3 separate regions of the Homo sapiens genome follow, and regions 2 and 3 are each linked to region 1. Evidence: chromatin loops called from intact Hi-C (ENCODE). Cell type or tissue: heart right ventricle. All regions are shown on one strand. Each heading gives the region's core, and the rest is flanking DNA. Links, peaks and the distances in the headings are about the cores only.

Region 1 (10,657 bases), core at 311-5,310:
CCAATGATCACTTTTTCTTAGATAACTTGGTAATATTTAACAGAAATATAACATTTCTATAAGAAATATAATACTTAGTTCTATAGACATAGCAACACTTACATATTATAACACGAACGTCAGAAAACCTCCTTTAATTATGTTTCGTCTGCATCTCAGTAATTTCTGATGAAAATTGAATTCAGCTACATGGTTCTCAAATTTTGTTCTGATGTATTATGTGATCCAGTAATACTCCACGATATGATATCTGGCCTTTTCGTTTTTTATGGTTTCTTTTTTTTTTTTTTGGAGAACAACTAATACTTTGTTACTTTTCTTGTATGTTTTCCTTTTTGTTTGGTTGATTTTTCTCCCTAGCAGAAACAGCATGATGTTAGGATGAGGATTAAGCTGTAGTGTCTCGATTTCTTTCTTCCTTTTGTAATATTCTTTTATTCCACTCTTATTTTATACACTAAAAATATGTAAGGAACTTAAGAGCATTTACAAAATTCTTAAAATACAGTTTTAGTACATTTAAACAATTATTTCTTTCATGTATCCATCATGGAAATAATGCTTATTCATTGAAGATAATTTTTTAAATGTAAGGAAGAAAAAAAAGAAAAGATAACTAAGAAAGATAAGTTTTTTTTTTAAATAGCTGGTTTTACAAATGGGAAGTGGTTTTTGATTGTTTTAATGTATATTTCTTTGATTACTGTTTTATTCCAGAAGAGGATTTAAAGCTGCTTTATGGGTTGCTAGGAAATACAAACTTACTGAAGTTAAGAGAGGGAGAGGGTGGGATGTAGTATGATAACACTAGGAGGAGGGAAAACCCGGGACTATGAAACAGGGCAATTGCTAGGTAGAAAAGGGAGTGGAGTTGTGTGAACGTTGGTGTGGGGAAGGGGAGGCATTTTAAGTCGTTAGTGTGGGAATTACTGTTATTCAGCCAGCAATACTAACCTTAGGTATAAACATGCAGTCTTAGGGACAACACGCATATCCAGTAATTATTTGGAAGGCTATTCACCAGAATGTTTAGTGGCTTTCACTTGTGAAGATGTTTGGGCTCATTTTTCCTTTCTTTTTTATTCCTTTAATTATTGAGATTTGAGTATTTTATAAAGTAGAAAATCAGAAGTGGATTATACCCATTTGCTTTTCTGGACAGTGGGGCTTTATCCGGTTTCAAGCAACAGCAAAACCAAAGGGTTCACATTTTATTCCACTTAAAAGAAATTTTAACATTTTCTCAAAAATGCTAATAGCTTTATTATTTATTACAATAATGGAAAAAATAAACACAGTAAGATAACGTATTTTAAGGTTCAGCATTTCTTTCTGATTAGATCTTTGAAATACAGGTTAAACTCAAAAAGCTTAGCGCCGTTTAACTTTATTAGCTTTAACTTTTAAAATATGCATAATATGTACCCTTATTTTTATGTTCTTTGAGTATATGAAGATAATTTATTCTTAGAATTTTTGTTTTAAAAATTTGGGGGTACTGACACTTAAATGAAAAGTTTGATACTTAAAGTTTGTGGTTAGTTTATTGAATAGATATTGTAAAAGGTTATTGAAGGAGACCCTTAACCTGTATCTTCTCTTCCTCTTTTTTTTTTTTTTTTTTTTTTTTTGAGACGGTGTTTTGCTCTTGTTGCCCAGGCTGGAGTACAATGGTGTGATCTCGGCTCACCGCAGCCTCCACCTCCTGGGTTCAAATGATTCTCCTGCCTCAGCCTCCCTAGTAACTGGAATTATAGGGATGCACCACCATGCCCGGCTAATTTTGTGTTTTTAGTAGAGATGGGGTTTCTCCATGTTTGTCAGGCTGGTCTCGAACTCCCCACCTCAGGTGATCTGCCTGCCTCGGCCTCCCAAAGTGCTGGGATTACAGGCATAAGCCACCGCGCCTGGCCTCGTTCTTTTGATAATTTTAAAATTGTTTGGATATGTGTCTTTGTTATCTTGAATCGCTCAAAACTGTTCAGTGTAAATGTAAAACTGATGAAAGTCTTCTGAACTTATTTTTCCTCCCTGGAATTACAGTTGATTAAATTGTATACATGTTTTTATTTTACATGCAGTTTATTCAGCTATTCAGATACCTTTCTGAACATAAGTGTTTTATTCAGACAACATGTTGGAAATAATATATTAGAATCCTAATGGTTATTTTCAGGGAGCATTTTACCTCTTTATACAGTAGTCTATATTTGAATTGAATTTTCTGCTTCAAACACTTAGACTTTACCAGTTAGGAATCCTTGGAGAAACACACTTTTTAGATAGAATTCAGCCTGGACCAATCCGGAACCATACTCTACCATATTTTACCCTATAGAACTTAGTGTAAGTTGTAAGCCTGTATTATTTAATACTTTTATAATCCAAAATCTTGTGTGTTTTTTAATTTTCTAAGTACTCATAAAATAACGATGTTCATTAGATTAAACAACAACAACAAAAAATTGTAGTTACTGATGGTTTTGCAGCCTACTGATTCAGATCTGAGGCATTTTTAAAGTTACGTTTTTGGCTCTTGCCCCAGAATATGTACATATAGGAATGAGCAAGATACGTACATAATGTGTATGTCCAGAGAGTAGGATTTTATTAAAAGTGGATGTTAAGGATTCACTGCAAAATTTGGACAAGATCCTGAATTATACACCCTCAGTATGCAATATTACTTTTTATAATATTATATAACATTATTATTTGTTATTTGGAGTGATTCATTGGTTATCTCTGGTAGCTGAGAGAAAAGGTAGTGAGATTATGTTGCAGCTGTGCTTGATTTGTTTTAAACTTTTGTAGAAACGCCACCTCCTGGATATATCAGTGAAGATGGAGAAACAAGTGACCAACAGTTGAATCAAAGTATGGACACAGGTAAAAAAAATGTCTTTGAAAATTCCTCAGTTATTAGATATACATTTCTTGTATTGTTTGAAATTCACAAAAGATGTTACTCTTAAATTTAGAGAAGTTGAGACGCATACCAAAAAAGATGATCTTCTATCTTGATTTAACATATCTGAACTACCAAAGAGGTCCATGTTGTCACTGAAAAATTATAACGTATGCTACTCTGCAGAATAATTGTTATTTTTTATTAGAGTAAATGAAAATTTGAAAACATGCACATACTTTTATTTCTTTTTAAGTATTTGCTTCTGTTGAAAATTTTAGTAACCCTATGACTAAGTATCTCTCTGTGATAAAAAACCATAATTACTCAAATAACAGATTTTCAGAGGAATTTGGGGGTGAAGGATGGGGATCAGCTTTTCACTGCTTTTTTAACCTAATAGTGAGTTTTGAATTATAGTAGATTAATTTCTTATGCTTAGCTATCAACTCCAAAAAGTGATGAAGAAAAAAATTAAAGCTTTAAATCACGTCTTACGTAATAAAATGTATAACTCAGCAGAACTAATAAACTACCAGTGAAATCACTTTGATGTCATTGTAATTGTCCAGTTTGATTCATTTTACCTGTCTGTATCTTAACTGTTGGACACCTTAATATCACAACCTGACAAATTATACCATCAGTCTTTCTCCACATCTTAACACTAATGCATTCTTGGTTATGATAATCTAAATTATTTTTAAGTGGATTAACATTGGTGGGGGAGGGAGGGGTTACAATAATTCTCTTGTTTAAATCCGTTTTTTTGGACTCCCAGGTAAAGAAGTTTCTGCTGTAGCTAATCATACATTTGGGTGTTTAGGAGTACCAGATAACTAAGAAAGGTAGATAATCTAATGAACGTTGGAAATAACGTGTTATACATCTTAATGCAAATAATATTTGACTTTCCACATATGTTTTACTAAAATTAGATGACACTCTTCTTGAAGCAATAATATTCTTTTTTGCCTGTGATGGACAGCTGTTACTGTGACATTTAAAAGTGAATGATGGGAAAAGATACTGAACGTCATAAACCACAGTGAGATACTACCTCACACCTACTAGATGCTATAATCAAAAAAGGACAATAACAAATGTTGGTGAGGATGTGGAGAAATTGGAGTCCTCATATATCGCTAGTAGGAATGTTAAATGGTTCAACACTTTGGAAAAGTTTCCTGTTCCTCAAAAAGTTAAATACAGAGTTAACATATTGTGGCCAGCTATGTATCCAAGTGAACTGAAAACATGTCTACTCAAAAACTTGTACATGACCATTTATGCAGGCATTATTCTTAATATTCAAAGTTAGAAACAACTCAGATGTCCATCAAATGATGAATGGATGAATAAAATGAGGTATGTTTCTGCAATGGAATTATTCAACCATGTAAAGGAATGACAGTATAGCATGACGTGTGGCAACATGGATGGACCTTGAAAGCAGTATGTTAAGTGAAATAAGCCAGAAAAAAAAGGCTGCAGGGATTCTAATTTAGTGCACAGACACCTATTCAGCAATATAACTGAAACACAGGAGGAGCAATAATACAAGTATTCGTTATGTATGATAAATGAATCAAAGTACAAAAGTGGAGAATAAGCTGAATCAGCCAGCTAAAATAATTGCAGTGTTGGGGCTAACTTTGAACCCAACCTAATATTTCTGTTTCAGTGGAGCAGTGTTACTGGCTTTCTGAATGACAGGTTTAAAAATTACTGTATGGCAATGGGAATATGTGATTCATGAGATGCCAACAGTTAGTTTGGCTGCCAGCCTCTTACCCAATATCAGTTTCTCTCTTGGGGCCATGGCAAGAAACAATTCTGACTGATGCAGGGCTCCAATTTAGAACAAAGTTGGCCACCTCTCTAACTCTGGTTCATACCTTCCAGAAGGAAGGACATAATTAAATTCATCTTTCATAACCTGCTGTTAAAAATAATGAATTGAAATTTTTTAAAAGGGCAACCAGAGGATAAATTAGGCATAATAAGTAAGTGTACGAACAAGCACTTGTTACTTTTTTCTTTTTTTTTTTGATTTAGATTTTGCTGGTCAAGACTTTATTCTTCCTTTATAGTGGATATTAGAGATCAGGCTGGACATCGTAAGAAATTTATAAGTTCGATTAACCTTTGTAGTATTGTATAATCAGTCCCTTTTCAAGTCATGATTTTTATGAACATATTTGTTCAAACAGGTATATAGAGAAATAGAATATAATAGATCATAAGATGTGGATTTCATAACTCACAATTCAGTTTTGTATCTTCTACATACACTGTGCTTGGTCCAAGATACACAAAGAGACTTAAAGGGTTTTTTAATCTGCCTGTGTCCCAGAAGATAAAATGAGGTGCTAACCTCCAATACCTCAGAATGTGGCCTTGTTTGGGAGTAGCATCTTTGTAAATGTAGTTGTTTAAGATGAAGTCATACTGAAGTACGATGGGCCCTAATTCTATATGACTGGTGTCTTTATAAGATAGGGAGGAATGTGCTATATGAAGATGGAGGCAGGTAACTGGAGTTAGCACCTGCAAGCTGAGCAATTCCTAGGATTGTTGGGAAACCCAAAAGCTTAAGAGAAAGGCATGGAACAGATTCTCCCCTTGAGCCTTTGAGAGAGCATGGCTTTGCTGACACCTTGTCTTGGGACTTAGGTCCTTCAAAGCTCTGAAAAAATAAATTTCTGTTGTTTTAAGCCACCCAGTTTGTGGTATTTTGTTAGAGCAAGCCCTAGGAAGCTAATACAGTGAGTATTAAGATTTTGAGAGTATCCTACTAATATGTACACTTAATTATTTGTAAGTTATATACAGGTACTTCAAGTACATTTAAAAATATATACAAAAATTAGAAATTGAAGGATGAGATTAAATAAATAGAAAATACATTTTAATTTTTTCTTCTTGTAAACTACTAGTTTTTTGTACTCCTAGACAGTTTTCCCATACACTCCACTTACAAGACTTACTCCTCTTAACTAAATGCATATAATCAAAATAGCATAGTGAGACTCTGAGCTAGACTATCTGAGTTTGAAATGTTCCTCTTACATATGCTAGCTAGGTAACCTAGTTTTTAAATCTGTAAAATAGGGACAATAATAGCATTTAACTCATAGAGTATTAATAGGACTGATATTTATAAGGCATCTATGTGTTCTAACCTGTAATAAGCACTGTATGAAGGTAGTTAAAATGTTAAGAGGAGTTAACCATTAAGAAAAAGGAAGATAGTGGATTGCACAAAGATGTGAAGGAAAGTGAAGAATTGAGATCCAGACACAGAAGCACTTGATTTTTGTGGTTTAGGATCAGCTCTATAAAATAGGAAAGTAAGATTTTTGTCAAAAATGAGGGGTCAGGTTTGACAACTTCAGGATAATAGTCTTATAACAATGCCTTTTCTCTGCCATGTGTTAAACAGTTTTTGATGTAGATGTATAGCATGTCTTTCATTAGATAAATTTTTTAGTATTTTATACTTTTAGTGCTGTTATACGTTTTTGTTTTTACATTTTATTTTCCAGTTGTTCCTAGGATATGGGAAATACTTGATTTTTGTATATTCTTTTCTCCTGCATTCTTGTTAAATTGACTTTTTGGTTCTAGAATTCTGTAGATTCTTGAGGTTTTCTGCATACACAGCCATGTCATCTGTTGATAAGGACAGTTTTTTTTTGTTTGATTGTTTTTTGAGAAGGAGTTTCACTCTTGTTGCCCAGGCTAGAGTGCAATGGCATGATCTCAGCTCACTGTAACCTGAACCTCCTGAGTAGCTGGGTTTACAGGCATGCACTACCACGCCCAGCTTATTTTTCGTATTTTAGTAGAGACGGAGTTTCTCCACGTTGGTCAGGCTGGTCTCGAACTCCCAACCTCAGGTGATCCACCCGCCTCGGCCTCCCAAAGTGCTGGGATTACAGCCGTGAGCCACTGTGCCCGGCTGACAGTTTTTCTTTTTTTCCCCAGTCTTCATGCTTTTTTCTTTTTCTGTCCTAACTAAGACCTACAATAAACTGTTGAAGCTATAAGAATGGACATTTTTGCATTGTTCTGATTATAGGAAGAACACATTTCACAATTCCCCCTTTAAGTATGATGTTAATTGTGGATATTTTGGAGATTGTATCTGATTGAGGAAGTTCTTTTTCCTTTTTGTTCTTAATGTTCTAATTGTGTTTTATAAATGGCTGTTGAATTTTGTCAAATTTTTTTTCTGCGTTTATAAAGAGGATCATATAGTTTCATGGATTTGAATTGTTTTATTTTTGAGAATTTTTCCATCTATGTTTATGAGAGATTGGTCTGTAGGGTTTTTTCCCTTGTAATGTGTTTATTAGTTTTAATATCATAAAATGTGTTGGAAAGGGCTTTCTCCTGTTTTCTCGAAGAGTTTCTTTAAGGTTGGCATTATTTCTTTCTTAAATTTTTGATAGGGCTGGGCATGGTAGTTCTTGCCTGTAATCCTAGCATTTTAGGAGGCCAATGCTGGAGAATTGCTTGAGCACAGGAGGTCAAGACCAACCTAGGCAACAAAGCAAGACCCCGTCTCTACAAAAAAAAATTTTTTTTTTTTTAAATTAGCCAGGGGTAGTGGCATTCACCTGTGGTCCCAGCTACTTAAGAGGCTAAGGTGGGAGGGTCACTTGAGCCCAGGAGGTGGAGGTTGCATTGAGCCATGTTTGCGCCGCTGCACTCCAGCCTGGGCAACAGCGAGACCTTGTATTCAAAACAAAGTTTGATTTTTCCAGAGAAACCATCTCTTGTAGGAAAAGGTTTTTTAAATTGAGAATTATTTACATTTTTAATTTTGTGTATGTGTTTGATAAACTTGGATTTTGTTAGAAATGTGTTCATTTCATTTAAGTCATAGGATTGATTAATTGAGACAGGATCTCACTTCGTTGCCCAGGCTGGAGTGCAGTGGCCTGGTTGGCTCACGGCAGCCTCAACCTCCCAGGCTCAGGCAATCTTCCCCACTTTAGCCTCTCGAGAAGCTGGGACCACAGGTACATGCTACTGCACCTGGCTAATTTTTGTGTTTTATTTAGAGATAGGATTTCACCAGGTTGCCAAGGCTGGAGAATGTATTGATATAAAGTTATTTCTGATATTTGTTATTCCTTTCATATATGTGAGATCCATTTTAAAATTTATAATGTTAGTAATTTGACTTTTTAATTTTTTATTAGAATGTCTTGTAATGGATTAATCAGTAGTCTTTGTTGTCTTTGTCTCTTTTCTGTTTTGTTTGTATTCATCTTTTTGTCTGCTTACTTTTCATTTAATCTGGTCTTTTCTAGCCTCCTGTGGTGTACATTTAGATCATTGATTTGTTTATAATGTACACATTTAAAGCTATAAATTTCCCTCTAAGCTTTATGTTAGCTCTATATTACAAATTTTATGTTGTTTTTAAATTATCACTTATTTTCTAATTCTTCTTGATTCATGAGTTATTTAGAAGTTTGGGTTTTTCTTAGGAGTGTGAGGATTTTCTAGATACTTCATCAATTTCTAATTTAATTCTGTTAACAGTCCAGCATATAGTGTGTGTGACTTTAGTCCTTGGAAATTTATGAAAATTATTTTATGCTATAACTTGTAACTTATCTTGATAAGAGTTCCATATATAGTTGGAAAGAATGTATATACTATAGTGTTCCAAATGTCATTTAGGTCAGGGTGGTTGATAGTGTTTACATCTTCTTAATTCTTTATGATTTTTTAAAATCTCCTTATTTTGTCAGTTATGATAAGTGTTAAAATTTTCAGCTCTGATTTTAGAGTCATCTGTTTGTGCCTTTAGTCCTGTCAGTTTTTGCTTCGTGTGTCTTTAACCTCTGTTATTAGATGATACACATTTGGAATTATACATCTTCCAAATTAATTTGCCCTAATTATAAAATGCATTTCATATTAACATCACCATATCTTCTTTCTTACCTCTGGTTACATGATATATTTTTAATTGTTTCAGTCTATCCGAATCTTTATATTTATGGTGTGTTTCTTGTGGACAGCATATTTTTGGTTTTATTTAATCTAACAATTTTTGTCTTTTAGTTGGAAAATTTAGTCCGCTTATATTTAGAGGGATTATTGATACTGGCTTTAGGCTACCATTTTGCAATTGTTTGTCTATTTGTTCTCTCTGGTTTTTATCTGTTTGTTTTCCTGCCTTTTAGACTAATCAAATAATTTTTGTTTCATTCTGTTTACTCTCTTGGCCTTTTACCAGTAACACTTAGTATTATTTTCTCAGTTGGCATTCTCGTGATTACATTGTACTTATGTTATACCTAGAAGTTTATTTAAGTTGTAATATTTTACAACGTCATGTAAAATTTAAGAACTTTACACCACTCTAGTTTCATTCATCTACTTCTGTTGTTTGTACTATTATTGACATGTATTTTACTTAATAAAAATATATAAACCCCAAAGTTCAGTGTTATTTTTTGCTTTTGATATCAAGTTGATTTTTAAAGGAAATTAGAAGGGATAAAAAGAAGTATTTTATATTCACCTACATATTTACCAGTTTGGCTCCTTTTTGCTGCTTTTTATTCCTTTACTACAGACATTTCTTTCAGTTGTTTTAGCACCATTTTGCAGAGACATTCCTTTCTCCATTGATTTACATTGGCTCCTTTGTTGAAAATCAAGTGATAATATGTATGTGACCCTGACTTTGAGTCTGCTCTTAATCCAATTAAATGAATTTTTCATTTCAGATCCTTTATTTTTTAGCTATATAATTTCCATTTTAAAGTCTTCGATAATTTGTGTCCAGTTAATATGTAACATGGCCTGCTTTTGTTGACTGTTTTATCTCTTGATTATGGGGTCATTTTTTTCCCCCTCCATCTTTGAATATCTCTTGTTTTTTAATTGGATAGTGGGTGTTGTATATATAATAATATTAGAGATTAAAATAGATAACACTTTCTTTGGAAAGACCAACTCTTTTCTCTATTTGCCAAGTTGAGGAGCTGATCCTTTCCCTGCCCTTAGGATTTGAGTTGGAAAGGTGATAATTTGGTGCTTTAATGTCACATCACTCAGGTTTCAGGGAGGGTCAGTTCCCTACCTTATCAGAACTTTCAGATACAAATATGGCAAGACTGCATATTCTTATTTCTTTCCAGCCTTGCCCAGGACTTCCTATGCTAACATGTACTCAGCTAAAGACATGTATTAAAACTGACTGGTGAAGAGGAGCTCTGTGCTTGCAGCTTCTTCGATTCCTGTCGTCTGTGCATGGCCATTGAAATTTTAGTTGGCTTCTCCTTTGGCAAGCTCAGTCCTTTGTCTGTGTCCTGACTTGGCAGATGCTGTCAGTAGTGAAAGTGATTACCACTCTCTGTTAACTGGGGAGGAGCTCATCCCTCTCTGTAAATTAGTTCCTATGGACTTATTTGGATCTATATCTGTGTGATAACTTTAAAGAAAAATAGAATTTTTCTTTGTTTATCCACTGTTTTCTTACTGCTATTTCAGAAGCAAAGGTTTTCCCCAATCTTCTACATACTAACTATAAGGGGAACTCTGTAGGAGTTTCTAATAAAAACAAAAGCAGCCTTTTTTCTCATTATGAACAGAATTATGCTCTCATAGAAAAATTGGAAATATGTAAAACCTAAGATGCTATCGCACTGGGGATTAAGTTTTTTAAAACAAGAAATGAAAAAATGATCATTCATGCATTATATATTTCATAAGCTG
Region 2 (10,657 bases), core at 5,658-10,657, 140 kb before region 1:
ACTTTTCCCCTTGACTGATGGGGAGCCAGCAATTTGGGACCAAATTACCCTAGCTGACTTGCCAAGAGACTGAGAAACTGAGCAGAGCATCTCACAGTCTCACGAGGTTCAGGACATACAAGCGAAGTTTAGAGACAATTTAAGAGGATAGCTCTCTGCCAGGCGCAGTGGCTCACGCCTGTAATCCCAGCGTTTTGGGAAGCTGAAGCGGGTGGATCACTTGAGGCCAGGAGTTCAAGACCAGCCTGACCAACATGGTAAAACCCCGTCTCTACTAAAAAATACAAAAATTAGGCAGGCATGGTAGTGCATGCCTACAGTCTCAGCTACTTGGGAGGCTGAGGCAGGAGAATCTCTTGAACCTGGAAGGCAGAGATTGCAATGAGCCAAGATTGTGCCACTGCACTCCAGCCTGGGCAACAGAGCGAGACTCTGTCTTGGGGAAAAAAAAAAAAAAAAAAGATAAGTCTTGATTTTAAAAACCCAGGCTTTTGGTTGAAATACAAAAGAGCTACACCCTAGTGGTATGAGTGAAGAGAAAATAGGCCAGTACTCATGATGACTAAAGTCATATTGAATCCTGAATGAATTAGGGTGAATTGCTCTTAGCCTCAGGCTGGCAGGAAGTAAAAGCAAATCCTCTCTGAAGGAAGACAGCATTGTTCAGAATTTCAAATTAATTTCTGCTATTTTTCATATGACATCCAGCAAAACCAATAAGCCTTGCCAAAAGACAAGATCCAAACAAAAGCCAAGAGAAAAAATAAATAACATAAATGAACTCACAGTAACTATGTGAGATGCAGATAAGTTAATTTGCTTCACTATAATCATTTTACTATCTATATGTATGCCATAACATCATGTTGCAAACCTCAAATATACACAGTAAAATTTGTTTTAAAAATAATAAAAATTTAAAAAAGAAAAGAAGTTCACAGAATATCCAAATTTGAAAATTACTGGAAACAGATTTTAAAATAACCATAATAGATAAATTCATGGAGTTAAATAATAAGATAAAGAATTCTGGCAGAAACCAGAAAGTATATTAAAAAAACTAAATGTTAAATTTGTAACTAAAACCACAGTATATGAAATTAAGAATTTGATGGCTGTGTTTATAAACAAATTACATTCAGTTGAAGACAGGATTAGTGAACTGGAAGATGGAAGAAAATTTCCAACTGAAGGACAGAATCAAAAGGATAGAAAATGAAGAAAAGAGCAGAAGAAACAAAAAATATGTGATGAAAAGGTATTATACATATAACTGGTGTCCCAGAAGGAGAAGAGAAAGAGAATAGGACAGAAGTAAATTTTAAGGGATAAACATTGGGAATTGTCCAAAACTAATTAAAGAAATCAAATTATAGATTAAGAAGCTCTGGGTACCCCAAAAGAATACACACACACACACACACACACACACACGCACACACCCCTAGGCATATCAGACCAAAACTGCTGAAAACCAAAAAGACAAATCCTAAAAACATCTAGAGAAAAAAGACATGTCTTAAAAGAAGCAACCATAAGACAGACAGCTGACTTCTCCACAGAAATAAAGCAGCCAAAGGTCAACAGACTAGTATTTTCACAATGCTGTAAGAATATAACAACCAATTTAGAATTCTGTACTCAGTAAAATATCTTTCAAAAATGAATCTGAGATTAATTCATCATGTAGACACCAAAAATCAGAGATAATCTGTCACCAGTAGAACCAAATTAGGAAATGCTAAAGGGAGATGAAAATGATCCCAGATAGAATCACAGACATGCAGGAAAAAGTAAAGAAACCCAGAAAAATTATATATGTAAGTAAATCTAAATGAATGTTGGCAATATGAAATAATGCAATAACACTTTTTAATGTGTTTTAAAATATAAATTAAAATATGCCACGATACACAAAAACAGAAGAATAAATGGAATTAAAGTGTTCTAAGATCCTGGGCATGGTGAAAGTACCAATTTATATTAGACTTGTGGATGCATGCTTTTATCTCTAAGAAAACCAATCAAAATAGTTGAATAATGCATAATTAACAAACTACTAATGAAGAAAATGGAATAACAACAACAACAACAAAAACCCAAAGACAGCAATAGACTTACAGTAGACATGAAGGGCTTTAAAGTAAAATAAGATCAGTTACAGAAAATCTGTAAAGTTTTGTAAGTAAATCTGTTAAGTAAGTCTTGGCAAGTAAATGTTGACGCTCATCTTTCACACCAGTAAACAGGGAATTGTATTACAGTGTGATAAGGTACAGTATGGGCAAATTTAGGAGGAGTTTTTCTATCAGATATCAAAATTTACCAAGCTACAATAGTTAAGTCATTGTATTATTGGTGCACAGATAGACAAATAGACCAGGAGAACAGAATAGAAAATCTAGAAACAGACATATAGGTACAGTTGATTGATAATAAAAGATGCGTAACAGAGTGGGAAAAACATTGTCTTTTCAGTATCTGGAGTTGGGTAAATTGGATACCCATGTGAAAAAAATGTGAAACTTGACCCTATCTCACACCACACATAAAAACCAATTCCAAGTGAATTGTAGATTTAAATGTGAAAGACAAAACAATAAAGCTCCTACAAGAGAATACTTTCATGGCCTTGGTGTAGGGAAAGGTTTTTAAAACTTTCCGGTAAATGCTTCAACCATGGAGGAAAAGATAGATTAACTGAACTGTATTAAAATGAGAAACTTCTGTTGATCAAAAGACATCATTAAGAAAGTGATGTCATGGAGCAGAAGAGAAGAAAGAGAAGTAAAAGAGAAGGCCACGGAGCAGAAGATGTTTACTACACCCAAAAGAGACAAAGGGCTTGTATCCAGAACGTTAAAATAACATTCCTAATCCCATTAGGAAACTGAATGAGAGTCTTGAACAGGCACCACACAAAAGAGAATACCAAGATGGCCAATAAACAGGAAAAAGTGGTCAACTATTTCAGTCATCAGAGTAACACAAATGAAAACCACAATGAAATGACACTACGCCAACACCAGAATAGCTAAAAATTTTAAAGCTGACAATACTAAGTGTTCAAAACAGTATGGAGCAATTGCAACTTTCACAGACTGTTGACGAGAACATAAATCAATACAATCACTTTGGAAAACTGTTTGTCAGTACCAACTGATGTCAAACATATGTGAACCTTGTGACCCCACAATTCTACTCCTAGCTATATGCCCAAGAGAAATATATCCATATGATCATCAAAATACAATTATAGAAATATTTATAAGCAGCATTATTCATAATCGCCAAAAACTGGAAACAGTGCAATGGCAAAATAGATGCATAAATGGTGATAAGTATAAGAGGGGAAGAAAGAATGGAAGGAAGGAAGGAAGGAGGGAAGGAAGGAAGGAGGGAAGGAAGGAGGGAAGGAAGGAGGGAAGGAGGGAAGGAAGGAGGGAAGGAAGGAAGGGAGGAAGGGAGGGAGGGAGGGAGGGAGGGAGGGAAAGGGCTAGAGGGTGGAAGATAGGGAGAGAAACAAGTAAATAAGCTAGCTCTTTCCTAGAAAATAATTTCACCAACGTTTCTGTGACATTCAAGAAAACAACTGGGACTTGGAAACAATTAAAAATAAATAAACAAAAGTATGCCACTAGACTCTAAAGTCAGTGGTGTGGGAAGCAGAGGTTATCAGTGTTCAGAGGAGAGAAGACTCCCACAGAATAGGGCTGTCAGGAATGAGCTCAGGGAGGAAGGGGCTCAGAGGGCCCAGGATCCTGAGAGGGGTTTAGTAAGGTGGGTACTGAGCCCCGCAGATTCCAATTCTAACATTATAGGAAGTCTCCTTCTCTCCATACCCATGCTCCTGCCCCAATCACACCCTTGTTAGCTAACCTGGACCATAGCAGAAACATTCCCCCTCTAGATTCCCAGCCTCTTCCCCACCTTGCGTCTGTAAACCTTGACTTCAATGGAAACCAGAGTGATATTTTCAAACTGTCACCCAGATGCTGTCACCTGCGTGCTTCCTCCCTGCCTACAGGAAACAGTTCAATCTCCTGGGGGCCAAAGCATTTCAGTGAGACATCTGCTCTTGCCTGGCAGCCCCCGCCCAGGCTCTTATTGGCCCCTGGCCTCCCCTCCTGCCTGCCAGACTGAAATTCCCTTCCCACTCTGCTCCATCTGCCGACATCGCCCCACATTTGAGGGCTCCATCCAGCAACACTTCCTGGGTAACCCCTTCCTGACCTCCCAAGGAATAGGGACAACTCCCTTCCTCCGATCCCCTTGGGGCCCCCTGCCTACACCTATGTGACCTGGTCACAAGCCTGTCTTCCCTACCAGACCTGGGCTCCATGGGATCATTCCAATTCCCTGCAGACTGACACAGGGTCTGGCCCCAAAGAAGAGCTCCATACACACTGAGTTAACAATCAATGCTATCTTGTACTTTCTAAGTACACTTTCCCCTTGCAAGTTGCTTTTATGCATGATTTCATTTGATTCTCAGAATAAACCCCCCAAATTATCTCCATTCACCAGGTGCAGAAGCTGAGGCTTAGATACATGGAGGGTGTGGTCCAGGCCCATCTGGGAGTGTGTACAAGAACTCCCACCTGCCCAGAACATTGCCCTGAGGACAGTGGCTTCTCTCTTCCAGGTAGCTCCTTTAAAAGCCACTAGGATAGACTGGGACTCCAATTCTAAAGCAGTTCAGTGAGTCCTCCACAAAAGATTTCCAGAAGTCATTCCCAAACATTCACCTTGGCCTTTCCACCACATCCACCACCTCCTCCCTGAGCCAGCTCTTCCCCTTCCAGTGAGAGCTTCCCTCACTGCCCTGAGTGACCCCACTGATCTGCATGGGCCCAAGCTCGGGGCAATGGGCACCAACACCAAACCTGCAAGAAACCTACCCTCTGTGCCTCAATAGGCCATCTGCCCGGCTTCCATCAGATCCTGCCTGGCTTCCTTCATGACCTGGTCTGCAATGCTAACTATGGTGACGTGAAAGGAACATTTCAGCCAGGAAAGCAGGCTGCACAACCACAGTGCACTTTCACCCTGGCAGTGCAGGGATTTGCCGCTGTGTCCCTCCTGTCCCCCCATCTCTCCCCAAAACCTCTCCCCATACCCCTGACCTTCTTTAACCTTGGAAGGACCAAGATGGAGGCAGCAGCTGCAAGCTTACTTTCCTGTCCCCATCCTACCTCCCCACCTCCTCACACTATCTGTTGCCTCCCCAGCCTTCACCCAACACACCTGCATTCCAGAAGCTTCAATGGCAAAGTTTATTGTCAAACCACCCTGGTCTCCTACTGAGCGGAGCCAGCTCCTGACAAGGACCTTGTTCCCAGGACCCCTAGAAGCCAGAACCTTGCTGCAATTTCAGGATATTGAAACATGCAGCCAGGACAGCCTCAGCACAGAGGACTGAGGCCCCTGCCCAAGCCCCATACTTTTGAGGACTCCACTCGGGTCCTCCTCCTGCTGTCTCTCTCCCCACGGGTCAGGAGTCCACAAGGCAGGGTTGGCAGATAAAATACAGGATGCCCAATTAAATTTGAATTTCAGATAAACAAATAATTTGGGGGGTATAAGTATACATTTGGGACATACTACTATTAAAATATTATTTGTTGATTATTGATATGGTTTGGCTGTGTCCCCACCCAAATCTCATCTTGAATTCCCACATGTTGTGGGAGGGGCCTGGCTGGAGGTAATTGAATTATGGGGGCAGGATTTTGCGTGCTGTTCTTGTGAGAGCCAATAAGTGTCACCAGATCTGGTGGTTTTAAAAAGAAGAGTTCCCCTGTACAAACTCTGTCTCGTTGTCTGCTGCCATCCATGTAAGACATAACTTGCTCCTCCTTGCCTTCTGCCATGATTGTGAGGCTTCCCCAGCCATGTGGAGATGTAAGTCCATTAAACCTCTTTCTTTTGGAAATTCCCCTGTCTTGGGTATGTCTTATCAGCAATGTGAAAACAGACTAATGCAATTATCTAAAATTCAAATTTAAATGGGTGTCCTGTGTTTTAATTCAGCGGTCCCCAACTTTTTTTGGCACCATGGGCCAGTTTCACGGAAGACAATTTTTCCACAGACAGGGCACAGGTTTGGTTTCAGGATGAAACTGTTCCACCTCAGATCATCAAGCATTAGTTAGATCCTCATAAGGAGCAGGAAACCTAGATCCCTCGCATGCACAGTTCACAATAGGGTTCTCGCTCCTATGAAACTCTAATGCCTGATGATCTGACAGGAGGCAGAGCTCAGATAGTAATCCTCATCCACCTGCTGTTCACCTCCTGCTATGCAGCCCACTTCCTAACAGGCCATGGACCAGAATAGGTCCACGCCCAGGGGTTGGGGACTCCTGTTTTAATTTACTAAATCTGGTAACCCTAGCACAAAGTCAAGGGACATGCCCACCTGGAGCTCATGCCCTCCCTTTCGGATCATGCTTCAGGTACCCAGGGCCCTGCCCAAAGGTCCTGGGGCCCACATGGACGAAAATTATTATCTGAGCTCTGCCTCCCGTCAGGGGCCCACTTTAGGGCCTCTGCAGGTCCTCTTCCCGCAGCTGTCTGCTCTCACCAGTGTACACACTACCGGGCCTGAGGATTAGCCTGGGGGGTGTTTGGCTCTCGGGTGGGGATGGAGCTTGGGCTGCAGGCTGGGTGTCCATGCCTGCTCTGCAAGATCCTTACGGCGAAGTCAGAGCCTGGGCTAGGGAAAGGAAGGGGCAGACCACCGACCAGGGCTTCCATCTGTACTTCCGCCCAGCCTAGTAATGTTTCAGCAGGCCTGGCAGCAGGCACAAATGGCTCCTCCCAGAAGCCAAGCAAGGCAGTCCACACCTGTCACTCCTTACCCACTTCCCGCCTGCAGAAGTGTCCAGGTAGAGGAGTGGAGTCCCCTGAGGGAGCCTGTTTGCTGGCCAGGGTGGGACAGCGCTGTGGTCATGCCATTACTGGCTTCATTGTTCAGGAGAGTATCCCAGGCCAGGGTTGCAGGAAAACTGGTAGCCGATTGGAATTTAGTGGCTTTCCTATCAGGAAGCTGACAGGGCCCTGGCAACATCCCTGAGCCTCAGTGTCTTCAAGGGCAAAAGGGGAAGAGTTCCTACCTCTTGGATGGTTGTGAAAATTAGCATGATTCCATAAAACTATGGAGACAGTAAAAAGAGCAGGAGTTGCCAGGAGTTGGAAAGACGGAGGGTTGAATTTCTGGAGCAGTGAAAATGCTGTGTGATACCGGAATGACATGGCCTTACACATGTCATACCCATGGAGTGTACAGCACCAAGGGTGAACCCTAAAGAAAACTGTGGACTTTGGGTGACCCTGATGTGGCAGTGTAGGTTCACAATGGCAACCAATGCATGCCCTGGTCTGGAGGTCGAGAGTGGGGGAGGTTGTTCGGGGGTGGGTACAGGGGGGAAATGAAACTTTTTGTACTTTTGGCTCAATTTTATTGTGAATCTAAAATTGCTTGAAAAAAATAACGTCCATTAACTTTAAAAATGAGGTGTGGTAAAGAACGGACGAGTGCTTACACACAGTCATTCAACAGACATTTACTAAGTGCCTACGACGCGTCTGTATTTCTACAGGACCACTAAGCGTGAAGCAGGTAGAGTGAGACTTAGGACCCCGGGAGAAAAACCGCCCCTGGAGGGCGCGCCACGGGTGTGCGGTGTAGACGCGGGCGGGCCGGCGGCGGAGGAGGAGGTCCCGGCGCCGACCCCTGGAGCGGAGGCAGCAGCCGGGCGCAGCGAGACAAGTAGGCTGGGCTGGCCTGGCCGGCCAGGTGCGGGGAGGAGGCTCACAGACTGCGGCTAAGCCTGAGTCCGAGCCCAGCTGCGAGGCGGGGGCCGGGGCATGGGAGGAGGAGCGGGGAGGAGCCGGGAGGGGCGGGGGAGGTGGCCCGGGGGCGCGCCCCACCCCCAGCCCTGGCCCCCGCCCCCGGCCCAGCGCCCCCGCGTGGCCGCCGCTCGCAGTGCGCAGCGCAGGGAACAAAGCCCGCGGCGGGGCGGGGTCGGTTCGGCGGCTGGGTCCGGGCACCGGGATTCTGGGAAGCACCGACGCCCGAAACAAAAGCAGCTGTGCTTCTAGGCACGCTGTTGGAGATTATTCCGAGGAGCGCAAGCTGGGAGGGAATGAGGCGCTGTGACACCCCCTTCCCATTGGCAAAGGTTGCTTCCCCAGCCCCACAAAGCTCCATTCCGAGCGCTGGGCTGGCAGAGACCCGACTCCCGGCCGAGATGGACTGGAGAGGGGAAGAGCACAGGGCTAGGGAGCGGAAGCTTCGGGTCACTCTACAAAGTCCCGCAGAATGGTGCTTGCGGAGAGCACAGAGGGGATGGCCCCAGAAGCCCCACTCTCGGAGGCTGTGATGTGGACTGAAGTTAGTAGTGGGGCAGAAAAGCACATGGAGGAGCGTCCGGGCCCCCAGGCTCGCGGACCTGCAGTCAGCTGGAGAGGGTCAGAACAAGGGAGTCTCTCTGCTCTGAGACCCCTCAGCACCCCTCACTCTGCTGGGTCCCATGGTCCCTGCCATCTCCTGCCCGCAGAGGCTACCTTTACTCAGCACCACCCTCCTCATGGGCAGGGGAGGAGATGCCACTTTCCCCTATAAAACATCCCAGAGCTGCCTAAGGTGGCAAAGGAAGGAGACCCTGGTGAGGACAGGCCCTCAGTGCCACTCCTGCTCCAGTGCCCTGGCCCGAAGCTGAGCATGGACCTCAGCCTGAACCCAGGTGTTTGGCTGAAACCCGGCCGGAGCATCCACTAACACCTCAACGGGGGTCAAGAATGATGGGGGGAAACAGAGGCAGACCCTCCTGAATCCAGACCAAGCTTGTCCAACCCGCGGCCTCTGGCCGCGTGAGGCCCAGGATGGCTTTGAATGCGGCCCAACACAAATTCGTAAAATTTCTTCAAACAGTACGAATGTGTTTTTTTGTGATATTTAAAAAGTTACTCAGCTATCGTTAGTCTTAGTGTATCTTATATGTGGCCTAAGACAATTCTTCTTCCATTGGGACCCAGGGAAGCCAAAAGACTGGACACCCCTGATCTAGACCCTCTGCATTTGCAGACACTGCCTGTCTGGTCAGCTCCATGGGCCCATTTATCTTTGCGCCACAGCCCACTTCCCAGTGGGCCACAGCAGGTCCCCTTCCGCCTCCCAAGGCCAGTCCCAAGAAGGAGACGTCCAGAGAGTCTCCTAGGATTACCCACCTTTTTCCCAGAAACTGACACGCTGAGGGTGGCCTTGTAGAGTCCAGCAGGACACTCACTTCAGCCCAGGGAACACACGGAGTCGGCCAAATCAGTCAGGGATGTGGACTCATTCCTTCCACACAGTCCTTGGTGGTGGGGATCCGCTCTTCACCAACTCACTTGTGCTTCTACACAGGGCACCTGTGGCCAGCATTTCCAAGGAGGATGCTGGTGGTGCACCCCCTGTGGACAAGACGCTGTGGGAGCACTTTACATCATCCTATCCAGCCGAGTGGCTTCCCTCCCGCACAGCAGCCAACCTGTCTCTGGTCTCATCCTAAGCCCGGGGCAGTTTCCCTCAATCCTGCCTGCTATCCCTGTTTCCACTTCTAACCTCAGACACAAGCTTCTTCATCTGGTGGTGGTTTTCTTAAAATTACGACCCATACCTCATTATCTGCTGAGGCTGCAACTTGAAAGCTTTGGAGAAAGCACCAGCAGGGTGGTATTAACAGTTGATTAAATACAGTTGTTGTCATTTGCATTATTGCTGCAAACTCCTAGACATCAGGTCTTTGGTTAAGAAGTCATCTCCCTACACTTATATATTGTTAGTGGGAATATAAATTAGTCCAGCCACTGTAAAAAGCAATTTGGGCCAGGCACAGTGGCTCATGCCTGTAATCCCAGCACTTTGGGAGGCAGAGGTGGACGGATTGCCTGAGGTCAGGAGTTCGTGACCAGCCTGGCCAACGTGGTGAAACCCTGTCTCTACTAAAAATACAAAAAAAAAAAAAAAGAGCTGGGCGTGGTGGTGCACGCCTGTAGTCCCAGCTACTTGGGAGGCTGAGGCAGGGGAATTGCTTGAACCAGGGAGGTGGAGGTTGCAGTGAGCCGAGATCATGCCACTGCACTCCAGCCTGGGCGACAGAGCAAGACTCCGTCTCAAAAAAAAAAAAAAAAAAAAAGCCATTTAGAGATTTTTCAAAGAACTTAGAACTACCATTCTACTCAACAATCCCCTTACTGGGTATATATCCAAATAAAATAAATCATTCTACCAAAAAGATGCATGCACTCACGTTTACCACAGCACTATTCACAAGAGCAAAGACATGGAATCAATCTAGGTGCCCATCAACAGTGAATTGGATAAAGAAAATGTGGTACATGGCTGGGCGCAGTGGTTCACGCCTGTAATCCCAGCACTTTGGGAGACCGAGGCAGGCAGATCATGAGGTCAGGAGATCGAGACCATCCTGGCTAACACGGTGAAACCCCACCTCTACCAAAAATACAAAAAATTAGCCGGGCGTAGTGGCGGGCGCCTGTAGTCCCAGCTACTTGGGAGGCTGAGGCAGGAGAATGGCGTGAACCCGGGAGGCGGAGCTTGCAGTGAGCCGAGATCCCGCCACTGCACTCCAGCCTGGGCGACAGAGCG
Region 3 (10,657 bases), core at 2,425-7,424, 53 kb before region 1:
CAGAGGATTGGTTCCGGGACTCTCCTGCAAGCACCAGAATATGAGAACGCTGAAGTCCCTTGTATAAAATGGTGTAGAATTTGTTTTATGCACATTTTATTGTTATTCTTTAAATCCTCTCTAGATTACTTAATATCTAATACAATGTAAATAGTTGTTATTCTATATTGTTTTAGAAATGATGAGAAAAAAGTCTGTACATGTTCAGTACAGTCACAGTTTTTTCCTGAATATTTTTTATCCATGGTTGGTTTAATCCATGTATTTGGAACCCACAGATAAGGAGGATTGACTGCACAGTGATTTTATATTATTTCTAGTGGGACCTTAGATGTTCTAGATGAGGCAGCACCATCATATTTAAAGTATTTTTGTTGAAATAATTAACTTTGGTTTTCTTTCTAAATAAAAATTCACATAGGTATTTGGGGAATATTTTGTATTTTCCTGCAGTTTGAAGATTTGAAATTTCTCTTCCCTCCATACCTTTTAAAAGTGCAATCTACTTTTGCTTTCTACATTTAATCACTATCTGTTCTTGACTTCAACTTTGCAAACATATTTTTTAACCATTCTTTTTCACATTTCCCTTCCTACTGGCCTTCCGGATGAACTGTCAAGTTTAGCAGTCTTTTCTCAGTGATCATACTTTCTTCAGTGTTTGCTGTTATTGTTTATACTGTCTTTATCTAAATTTCTTAAAATGACACAGACACAAGTTAGGCCCATTCTTCTTACTGTAAACAGATGAAAATGTTGGATAAAATATAAAAGTTTTCTCTTATGTATACAGTTGATCTTGAGAGAGAAAGTGCCCAGGTACTAGAAACTTAGAAAAATCAGTCAACTTTAAGGGAAGTGTGGCCTTGGGGGATTTACTAGAGATAAGATTCAGTAGTTGGGGCTGAGGTTATAATGCCATTCAATGAAAGGAGACAGAACTGTGGGAACTGTGTGCTTAAAAAAATTAAAAAATGAAAAGTGTTCTGGTATCATTGAAACATCTGGGGCTTCTTGGAGAAAGAAGCCTCAGACCTCTCTATGGAGGAACTGGAAAAACAGTAGGCTTTAGATGGACTTTAATATCACAGCAAGGCAAGGCAGGGTACATGAAAACATCTACAGCTGCATGTGGAATAGTGAATTTTTGTATACATAATCCATGACTGCAATCCAAAATTCAGGGATACCCAGTGAAGAGTCTCTTTACTGGTCTGTTCTTTGCCATACAGTTGCCTTTTCAAAGGCAAGTAGCTTTACTAGGTTTTTGTGTGGTGTTCCAGAGATTTTATGCATCTATGAACAATTTTGTGTGTATATTACCTTTTAGTACAAGTGGTCACATATGTCACTTAATAGTACATCTTATTTTGTGTCAGTATGTAATGAATGCCTTTCTTCTTTTTTGGAGTAGTGGGTTGTATAATATTCTTTTGTATGGGTGTCTGTAAATTTTTTTTTGAGACAGTGTCTCACTCTGTCACCCAGGCTGGAGTGCAGTGGTGTGATCACAGCTCACTGCAACCTTGACTGCCAGGGGTCAAGTTAATCTCCCACCTCAGCTACCTGAGTAGTTGGGACTGCAGGCGCATGCCTACCATATCCAGCTAATTTTTAAAATTTTTTGTAGAGGTGGGGTTTCGCCATGTTGCCTAGATTTGTCTTGAACTCCTGGGCTCAAGCGATTTGCCTGCCACGGCCCCTCAAAGTTTTGGGATTACAGGCGTAAGCCACTGTGCCTGGCCGGGTGTCTGAATATATCATCAGTCCTCTGTTGAATGTTTCCAGTCTTGTGGTATTAAAAACAATGCTACAACAAATAACTTCGTTTATATAGCATTTTGCTCCTTTGCAGGTATGTCTGTAAGATAGATTTCTAGGAGTAGTTCAAAGAATATCTACATTTGTAATTTATTTTAGAGAATGTACTTTATTCATTTTTTCGAATAACACATGCACATGGTATAAAAGTCAAGGAGAACAAAATAGCAAATACTGAAAAAAGTAAGCCTCCTTTACATCTCCTACCTCCTGCTGCCCAGTTGTGCTTTCCAGAAATGTAACCACTGTTACTAGCTTTTCGTTTATCCTTCTAGAGTTGCTCTGTCCAGTATGATAGCCACTAGCCACCATGTGGCTATTGAGCTCTTGAAATTGAGATGGACCACAAGCATAAAATACACACCAATTTTCTAACAGTACAAAAACAGAATGTTAAATATTTCAATGGTTTTTAATACGGATTGCGAATTGAAATAGTATTTTGGATATATTGGGTTAGATTAATAAAATTATTAAATTATGATTTCATCTTGTAATTCCCGCTGTGATGGCATCAGGAAATGGGATCTTTGGGAGATATTGAGGTCAGGAGGGTAGAGCCCTCATGAATGGGATTAGTGCCTTTATAAAAGAGACCGTTGTTAGCATTCTGTCCTCCATGTGTAGATACCTGAAAAAAGCGGCAGTCTGCAACCCAGAAGAGGGCCTTACTTGGAACCTAACCATGCTGGTACCCTGATCTCGGACTTGCAGCCTCCGGAACTGTGAGAAATAAATTTCTGTTGTTTATAAGCCACCTAGTCTGTAGTACTTTGTTATACCGTCCTGAACTGACTAAAGCACACCAATTTTTACTTTTTTAATGTGGCTGATAGAAAATTTAACAATATGTGGTTTGCATCCTGTTTCTGTTGGATAGCACTGGTCTAAAGAAATCCATACATATATAAACATGTACTAACATAAGAATTCCACTTAGGCAAAATTTTTTTCTTTTGCGTTGTAATCTTTGGAATCAGAAATCTGCTGAGATATTGGTAAAGAGTGGTACAAAGCTGTTCTTTATGGCCCCATCAGTCACCCCCATCCATTTATCATTTGGCTCTAATCAGTGAAGGTTATGCTTCCATTGACTTCTACAGTGTTCACTTTGGAGAGAAGGCTGCCGTTGTTTTGGCTTCGTCTTTTTTAGCTTGCTCCGATTTGCACTGGTTGCCTCTACACCTAGTACGCCGCAGTCATTCTGAGATTTCCCCCTCACTAGCATATTAGGGATTGCCTTCATTTTTTCTTCTTTGTTAGATCTCCTATTCTTTGTGTGTGTGTGTGTGTGTGTGTGTGTGTGTGTGTGTGTGTGTGTGTGTGTATTTTTTTTTTTGAGACAAGGTCACACTCTGTTGTCTAGTTGGAGTGTAGTAGGGTGATCATGGCTCACTGCAGCCTTGCACTCCTGGGTTCGAGTGTAGATCGTATTCCTTTTTGTTTTACTAGTATCTCCTTTTGATGAGACATATTCTTCAGGACCTTCCTGGAGAGTGTGTTGGGGGTGGGGCGGTAAATACTTGGAGATGTTGCATGTCTGAAAATGCCTTTGTTCTGGCTAACATAAGTCTAGGTTGGAAATTTTTTTTTGAAAAATTATGAAGCCCAGAATTACGAAGCCATTGCTCTCTTGACTTTGTTTACAGTATACTGTTGACAAAACCAAAGCCATTTTGATTGTTTTCTATATAACCTATTTTTTTTCCTCCTTGGAAACTTTAAGCCCTTTCTTTGTCTTTGGCATTCTGGTTTTGCTACCATGGGCCTTCATGTAGGTTTGTTTTCATCTGTTTTACTGGGGTCTTGATGGGCCCTTTCCATCTAGAAACTCCCATCTTTCAGTTCAGGGGCTTTTTCTTAATTTATCTATTTGACTCCCCTACTCTGCATCTCTGTTTGGAACTGTTGTTGGGACATTGGACCTCTGGAACCAGTCTTCCAATTTTTTTCATTTTCTCTACTGTTTCCCATCTTTCTTTTCTACTTTCTGGAAGATTTCTTCTACTTTATCTTCTAGCACTTCTATTGATTTTTTTCCCCCGTTTCTGCTGTCAAGCTATGCAAGAGCTGTTAAGTTCTCTGAATGCTGCCTTTGAGAGCATGCTGCTCTTTCTTCAGGGTTGCTCAGTCTTATTTCTCTGGCCATGTTGATGTTTTAAAAATGTTTTCTTTCTCTGTATAGTCTTTTCCTGAAGCTGAATTTTTCTGGTTTTGTTTGACGTTTTTCCTCAGATAAAGTAATTCTTAAGAAGTGGGGATCTAAAAAGCTGATCAAAAACTCAACATGTGGGTGAAACTTGTCTCCTTTCAGTTTCACTGGAGAGGGATCTGAGCAGGCAGGCTGTTTGTTGGTAAACTCCCAATATTAGCATCTATATGCCTTTCCTCCTGGGTCGGTCAGGTACCCTAGTGAAGTCTTTTGATCTGAATAACTGGGCGGAGGTCTGGCTGCTAGTATTTGGGAGCCAAAACCCAGTGGAGGAAGGGGTTTGGGAGTCGACATTTAACACAGCGTGCTCATGTTCATTCACACCCTCTTTTCTTCCTACTTATACCCAGGCCATCTCCTAGTCCAGGGATTTTGTTTTCCCCTTTGCAGAAAGTAAACGTTGAGGCAGAGGATTAGTTATCCAGAGACAGTAGGGGCGGAAATCTAAGAACTGAATTCCTTTCTACAAAGCTCTTAACAAGTGCTACCTATTATTCCTTCCCCTGCCTGGCCCTCAGTTCCTGCCGTGACTTGCTGTTGGTTCCTTAACTTTTTGAGGTTTCTGTGTTAATCAATGGTTTTCAGCTTTTCCTACAGCTAGCCTAGAGTTAGTAGTTTCTGATCTGTTCAATTACTGCTCACCCATTTTCCAGCCATTAAAATTTTGCTTCTGTTTTCTCCTTACCTCTTCTCCCTATCCTCATGAGGTTTCTGGTTTTTAAAAATTCCCTTGGTTAGGCGTGGTGGCTCATGCCTGTAATCCTAGCACTTTGGGAGGCTGAGGCAGGAGGATTGGTTGAGTCCAGGAGTTCAAGCCTAGACAACATAGGGAGAACCCATATCTTAAAAAAAAAATTCTTTATGGTTTTCAATAGGCTGTTTTCATCTACAATGCAATGATGAGTTAAAGTTTTCCATTAAAAATTTTTTTACCAATAACTCTCCAAAAGAATTGAAATAGAATAACGTATAACTCCAAGTCAGTGGGGATGAGGGGTGGAAATAAAGAGAAATTGATCACTCCAGTATAAGGCAGGGAAGAAGAAAAAAGAAAAGAAAAATGCATAGGTATTAGAAAACACAAAATAAGATGGTAGAAAATAAGCTGAAATATCTCCATAAACCCAATATGTAATCTCAGATTAAACTTGCTGGCTAAAGGAGAACAAAAATTTAAAAAATCCAACCAACTGTATTTTACAAGTGGAGATACTCCTAAAAGTATGATGACATAGTTTAAAAGCAAAGGAATGGAAAAGATATACTAGGTGTAATTTATAAGGTAAAATTGGAAGAATTACAGGTATAAATCAAATCTATAATCGTAGTAGAAAATTTTAATATACCTCTCAGTAATTTATGAAAGGGTAGATTTAAAAAACTACAAGGTTATGAAGGATTGGAAGAGTACAATTAGCAAGCACCCAACAATTACAGAAGATACATTCTGTAAGGGGAATCGCTTGAACCCAGGAGGCAGAGGTTGCAGTGAGCCGAGATCATACCACTGCACTCCAGGCTGGGCGACAGAGCGAGACTCCGTCTCAACAACGACAACAAAAATAGTGTCAGCGAGACTCTGTCTCAACAACGACAACAACAAAAATAGTGTCTTTGATTTAGTGCATGTAACTAAGTTGAAAAGAGTGCCAAGACTGATAGAGGAGAAAAAGAATGTACAAATGTATTGGAAATGAAGGGATGGTATAACTGCAGACAAACTGAGATTTTAAAACTGCAAGAATACTGTGAACAGTTTTATTTCTTTAAATTTGGAAACAGGTAAAGTGGACAATTTCTAGCAAAACAAATTACCAAGTTGGCTTAATAAGAATTAGAAACTTCACTAGATTATGATTTAAAAACTTAGTCATGTTTAGAAATATACCTATACCAGGCGGGGCATGGTGGCTACCACTTTGGGAGGCCAAGGTGGGCGATCACTTGAAGTCAGCAGTTTGAGACCAGCCTGGCCAACATGGTGAAGCCCTATCTCTATCAAAAATACAAAAATTAGCCAAGCATGGTTGCAGTCGCCTGTAATCCCAGCTAATCAGGTGGCTGAGGCAGAGCCCAGGAGACAGAGGTTGCAGTGAGACAAGATCGTGCCACTGCACTCCAGCCTGGGCGACAGAGTGAGACTCTGTCTCAAAACAAAACAAAACAAAACAAAATAAATAAATAAATATACCTGTACCAATGTAAAATTTTAAGTCCTCAAGCAAAACACCAGACTACAAATGAAGACCCCGTATGGGCAAGTGCAACCAAACGTGAGGGATTAACTCTAATCTTATACAAAATGTTACAGAAAAATTATTTTGCAAGGCTACTATAATCTTGATACCCCAACCAGATAGTGTGAGAAGGGGATATAGGCTGCATTCTCACCAAAGAACATGGCAATAAAAATTGTAGTTTGTAAAATGTTAGTATTTACTCAAAACAAAAATACCATGACTAATTAGGGTTTGTCTCAGGAATGTAGGGATGATTAAGCATTAGAAAACTCGTAAATGAAATTCATCATGTTAACACATTAAAGGAGAAAGGCCATATGATAATTTTGATGGACAACGGGAAAGCATATGATAACATTTAGTACTTGTTCATGACAAAAATTCTTAGGAAATGAATACAAGAGAACTTTCAAAAGGGTGTTAAAAAACACAGAAGAGTACATACGGTATAATTCCATCTATATGAATTTCTGGAACAGGTAAAATTAATAGTAATAGAAGTCAGTAGTTGCCTGACGGGGGAAGGTGGATTGACTGAAAAGGAACGTAAGGGAGACATCTGAGGTGCTGGAAATGTTGTTTTTTTGGGGATTGTGGTTACATTAGTGTAAACATTTGTTAGAATTATTGATTTCATGCCCACTCACGGTTCGCGACCCTCAGTTTAGAGAAATTGTAGAGTGCAGCATATGGTGAAATGTCTTTTTTAGCAAAGTGTGTGTGTATATACTAGGTTGCATGTAAAATGTACTTTTCACTGTGGGACTTTTTTTGGTTAAAAAGTTTGAAAGTTTGAAATTTTCTGCCCTAGAAGAGCTTTTACATGGTATAAAATGATATATACCAGCCTATTCATAGCAGGTTGTGAGAGAGGAAAATTGGAAACCTAACTAGTCATCCAGAGTGAATGGACAGTGAACTGTGCTAGTCATAAAATGGAATGCCATGTGACAGCTAAAATGAATGAACTAGGATTTAGGATTATGTATGTATCAGCATGGACTGAACAGTATCACACTTTCATATAAATTTATAAAATGTACAGAACTGTATTGTATGGATACAATATGTAGCAAAACTGTTAAATGACCATGGGGGAACATCAGGATAGTGATAATCTCTGAGAAGCAAGAGGGAGGGAAATGTTATCAAAGAGGAATACATAGGGGGCTTTAGCTGTATTCGTATCTTATTTCTTATGTCTGATCAAGTACTGCAAAATGCTAAGATATGACAGCTAGATGGAAAGTACATGAGTGTTGAGTGTAATATTTTTGTGTAATTAAAGTCCCCATTTACAATAAAAACCAAGATACCTGGAGAAATAAGTAAATTTGACAAGATGTAAGATTTTTTATGGAGAAAATATGCAACTTATCAATAGATAATAAATAAATGGAAATACTCATTTGCATAGTCGGAGTACTTGATATCATAAATATGTTCTCCATAAACTAATATAAATTCATTGCACTTCCAATCAAAATCCTATAGGATTTTTGTAGAACATGCTAAACTTAAAGTAACCAGCAATACTACACATCTGAAAAATAAGGAAGGGGGGTCACCCTGACAAATATCAAGACTAACTAGAAAGCAGTAGTAATTAATATTTTCTTACATTGATGTTAAGTGTGAACAAATAACAGAATGCGTGTGATCAGACCTTTAGTAGGAATTTGTTATGCGACAGAAGTGGCATTATGACTTAGCAAAAGGTAAGCTTTAATACACAGGCTGTCCTTATGAGAGATGGTTAGATCACTGTCTCACCTCTTAAAACCAAATTTCTGATCTTTCTTTTAGAAACTTAATATGAAAAGTAAACTAAAGCATCCATAAGAATATCTAGAGGGGATTCTCTGTATTACGTCAGGGTATTTATTTGTGCCTCACATTCTTCATTTGTAAATAATAGTACCTAACCCCAGTTGGTTCTTAGGATTCGGAATTCTTGCTTACTGGACTCTTAGGCTTAAGCACTCAATAAATGTTTCCTACTATATTTAGAGGCACAGCAAGATTTCTTTGAAAAGCAAGGTTGTGGCATAAAAGATTTTTAATTAAAATACAGCTTTGTGTGTTCCAAAAGACAACATAAAATGAAAAGTCATTCTAAGGATTTGGAGATTTTTTTGTAATACATACTCAGTGATAGGGTTTATGTCAGAATAAAAACAGTAAGAAAAGGACCACATAGTTGAGGACTCTGGAAAGAGTATGCACTGTTGTTTAATTAAATGTGCAGAGAATGCTATTTGTCAAACTATAATATAGAGTTAATAACTTGAAGGCTTTACTACAAGTTCAGGATAATTAGACCTCTTACCTTATTGAAACTTTCCGGTGAGTAATCGTAGAATCCTAATTTTACTAAGGTATCATTTGGTAAGCTGACTTATTCAGCTGTAAAGATAGTCTTTGTGTTCTTTTGAAATCTGCATTATGTAAGTATCACTTATTGCTGGAATTAGAAATAGTGTCTGAACTTAGATTTCAATTCTTGCAGATGTTGAAAATTTATTTCAGTAGAGAACTTGCTGCCACACCATTGAAGGAAATCTGTATATTCTGTAAATGACTCATTCACGTTTTGATAGCAACTTGATTATAAATCTAGTTTTCTTTTTTGTATTTCATTTGTTTTTAACCTGGAACACATTGTTATCTGTTCCTTGTCAGCCTACATTCAGTCTATTTACACTTCAAAAATATTGGCTAAAAATGCTTCAGTTTTTAAAATAAAAGCTTAACTAATTGAAGATGTATTATCAGCATTACTTACAACAAATGTTATTTTATTACATAATTTAAAAATTCTCCGGAGATATTAGACAGATGTCAGCCAACCATGGTTACTGAGACATGCAAAGGTAAGGCTGGCAACTTTAAGTGTTCACTTAGTTCCAAAATGGTTTTAACTCCTCTTGTAAGACATGGGACACTGAAATCATGTGGCAATACCAGGTCATGTGGCCATTCAGATGACCCAGAATAGGCCTAAACTTAAGTTAGTTTCATTTCAGTGAAGAAACAATATTGTAAAGGTTTTATAGAAAACTTTTAGATCCCCAGGAATACAGCTTAACTCATAAGAAACATTTCTCCTAACGAAAGTGTAACAGGCTGGGCGCTGTGGCTCATGCCTGTAATCCCTGTGCTTTGGGAGGCCGAGGCGGATGGATCATCTGAGGTCAGGAGTTTGAGACCAGCCTGGCCAATATGGTGAAACCCCATCTCTACTAAAAACACAAAAAATTAGCCGAGCGTGTTGACGCGTGCCTGTAATCCCAGCTACTCCGGAGGCTGAGGCAGGAGAACTGCTTGAACCTGGGAGGTGGAGGTTGCAGTGAGCTGAGGTCACGCCATTGCACTCCAACCTGGGCAACAAGAGTGAAACTCCTCAAAAAAAAAAAGTGTTACAGAAACTGTTTACTCTCATTCCTCCTAATGCTGGAAATCCCTTTTTTTTTTTTTTTTTTTTTTGCTGTTTATACAGAAGTTTCATTTTTTATTCTTTTTTTAGGCTAAATTCTTATGAATGGAATAATTGAACCAAAGATACAGATACTTGTAGGGAGATTCTTTTATTTTGCTTTTTCTATCAGTTTTTCACAAGGAACAGAGAGATTACTCATGCTAACTCAAAAAGAGGTTTTGTTCTGAGGATATAATTGTGGAGCTGGAACAGGCCTGGACAGTCCTCAGAAACCAAGCCTAGAGATTGGCTGCTCTGCTTTTCTTCAAGACACCAGTTGTCTCTGCCTAGCTCTGGCACACACTCTTACTTGTACACTGACTGCTAGCTCCCCTGAGTCTACTATATTTTATGCTGCCTCCTGGCCATGTGATGAACATAGTTACTTACATAAAGGCATGTATAAAACTGACCCTTTAGCCTTCAGGGTTGCTTCTCTTTCCTCATTCCTAATAGTGATGAATGTACCATTACATGCCACTCAGTTACATTAGGTAGTCGGTCACATTAGTTGTGTTTCAATCCTTTTCCCTAAACTGCACGTCCAGTAGGTCATTCAAAATGCAAATTGTCACTGGAATAAATGAAGTAATACTCCTATCATTAGCAGTAATTTCTGTCTTCAGCTCTTTAATCTGCACTGGCCTTATTTTCCCCTCATCTTCTGCCACAGTGCTTCCTGTGCACCGTATTTTAGTGATAACCTAAATTTTTCGTCTCTCCTAAAACGTTTCCTGTCTTTAGAAAACATGCTGAACTTTCTGCCTGCTGTACTATCTCTCTCAATACTTGTGCTCTGGTGTCAACTTTAGTGTCACCTTTCCCTTCCAAAGGTTGAATCCTGTTCTCTGTGCTAGGATAAGACTGTGTCACATGATACTACGGTGTCTGTAGTTGGCTCCTCTA

Evidence for each region. Peaks named below come from ENCODE experiments on the same cell type or tissue, not always from the same donor. Only the 100,000 strongest peaks of a DNase experiment are listed, where the experiment ranks them.
Region 2: a loop joins it to region 1, with 2.4 times the contacts of the local background. A loop is called at or near these places in 9 of 110 quality-filtered maps.
Region 3: a loop joins it to region 1, with 9 times the contacts of the local background. A loop is called at or near these places in 24 of 110 quality-filtered maps.

Annotation. Positions count from the first base shown.
Region 1 is chr18:47,857,291-47,867,947 of GRCh38, reverse strand. It overlaps SMAD2 (SMAD family member 2), which reads left to right. Exons shown (of 11, transcript NM_005901.6): 6 at 2,815-2,889. Among named protein-coding and RNA genes, the nearest start is that of SMAD2, 68 kb to the left of the region's middle. In heart right ventricle, for the core only: a CTCF peak has its summit at 2,893; no DNase peak of the experiment used is centred there; H3K27ac peaks cover 1,361 bases.
Region 2 is chr18:48,005,636-48,016,292 of GRCh38, reverse strand. No RefSeq gene overlaps it. Among named protein-coding and RNA genes, the nearest start is that of SMAD2, 80 kb to the right of the region's middle. RefSeq lists silencers at 7,893-7,942, 7,953-8,062 and an enhancer at 7,738-8,651. In heart right ventricle, for the core only: CTCF peaks have their summits at 7,785 and 7,984 (motif pointing left); DNase peaks (open chromatin) are centred at 7,932 and 8,271; H3K4me3 peaks cover 1,284 bases; H3K27ac peaks cover 413 bases.
Region 3 is chr18:47,911,961-47,922,617 of GRCh38, reverse strand. The region is part of intron 1 of SMAD2 (SMAD family member 2); the gene reads left to right. Among named protein-coding and RNA genes, the nearest start is that of SMAD2, 13 kb to the left of the region's middle. RefSeq lists an enhancer at 3,642-4,254. In heart right ventricle, for the core only: no CTCF peak of the experiment used is centred there; no DNase peak of the experiment used is centred there.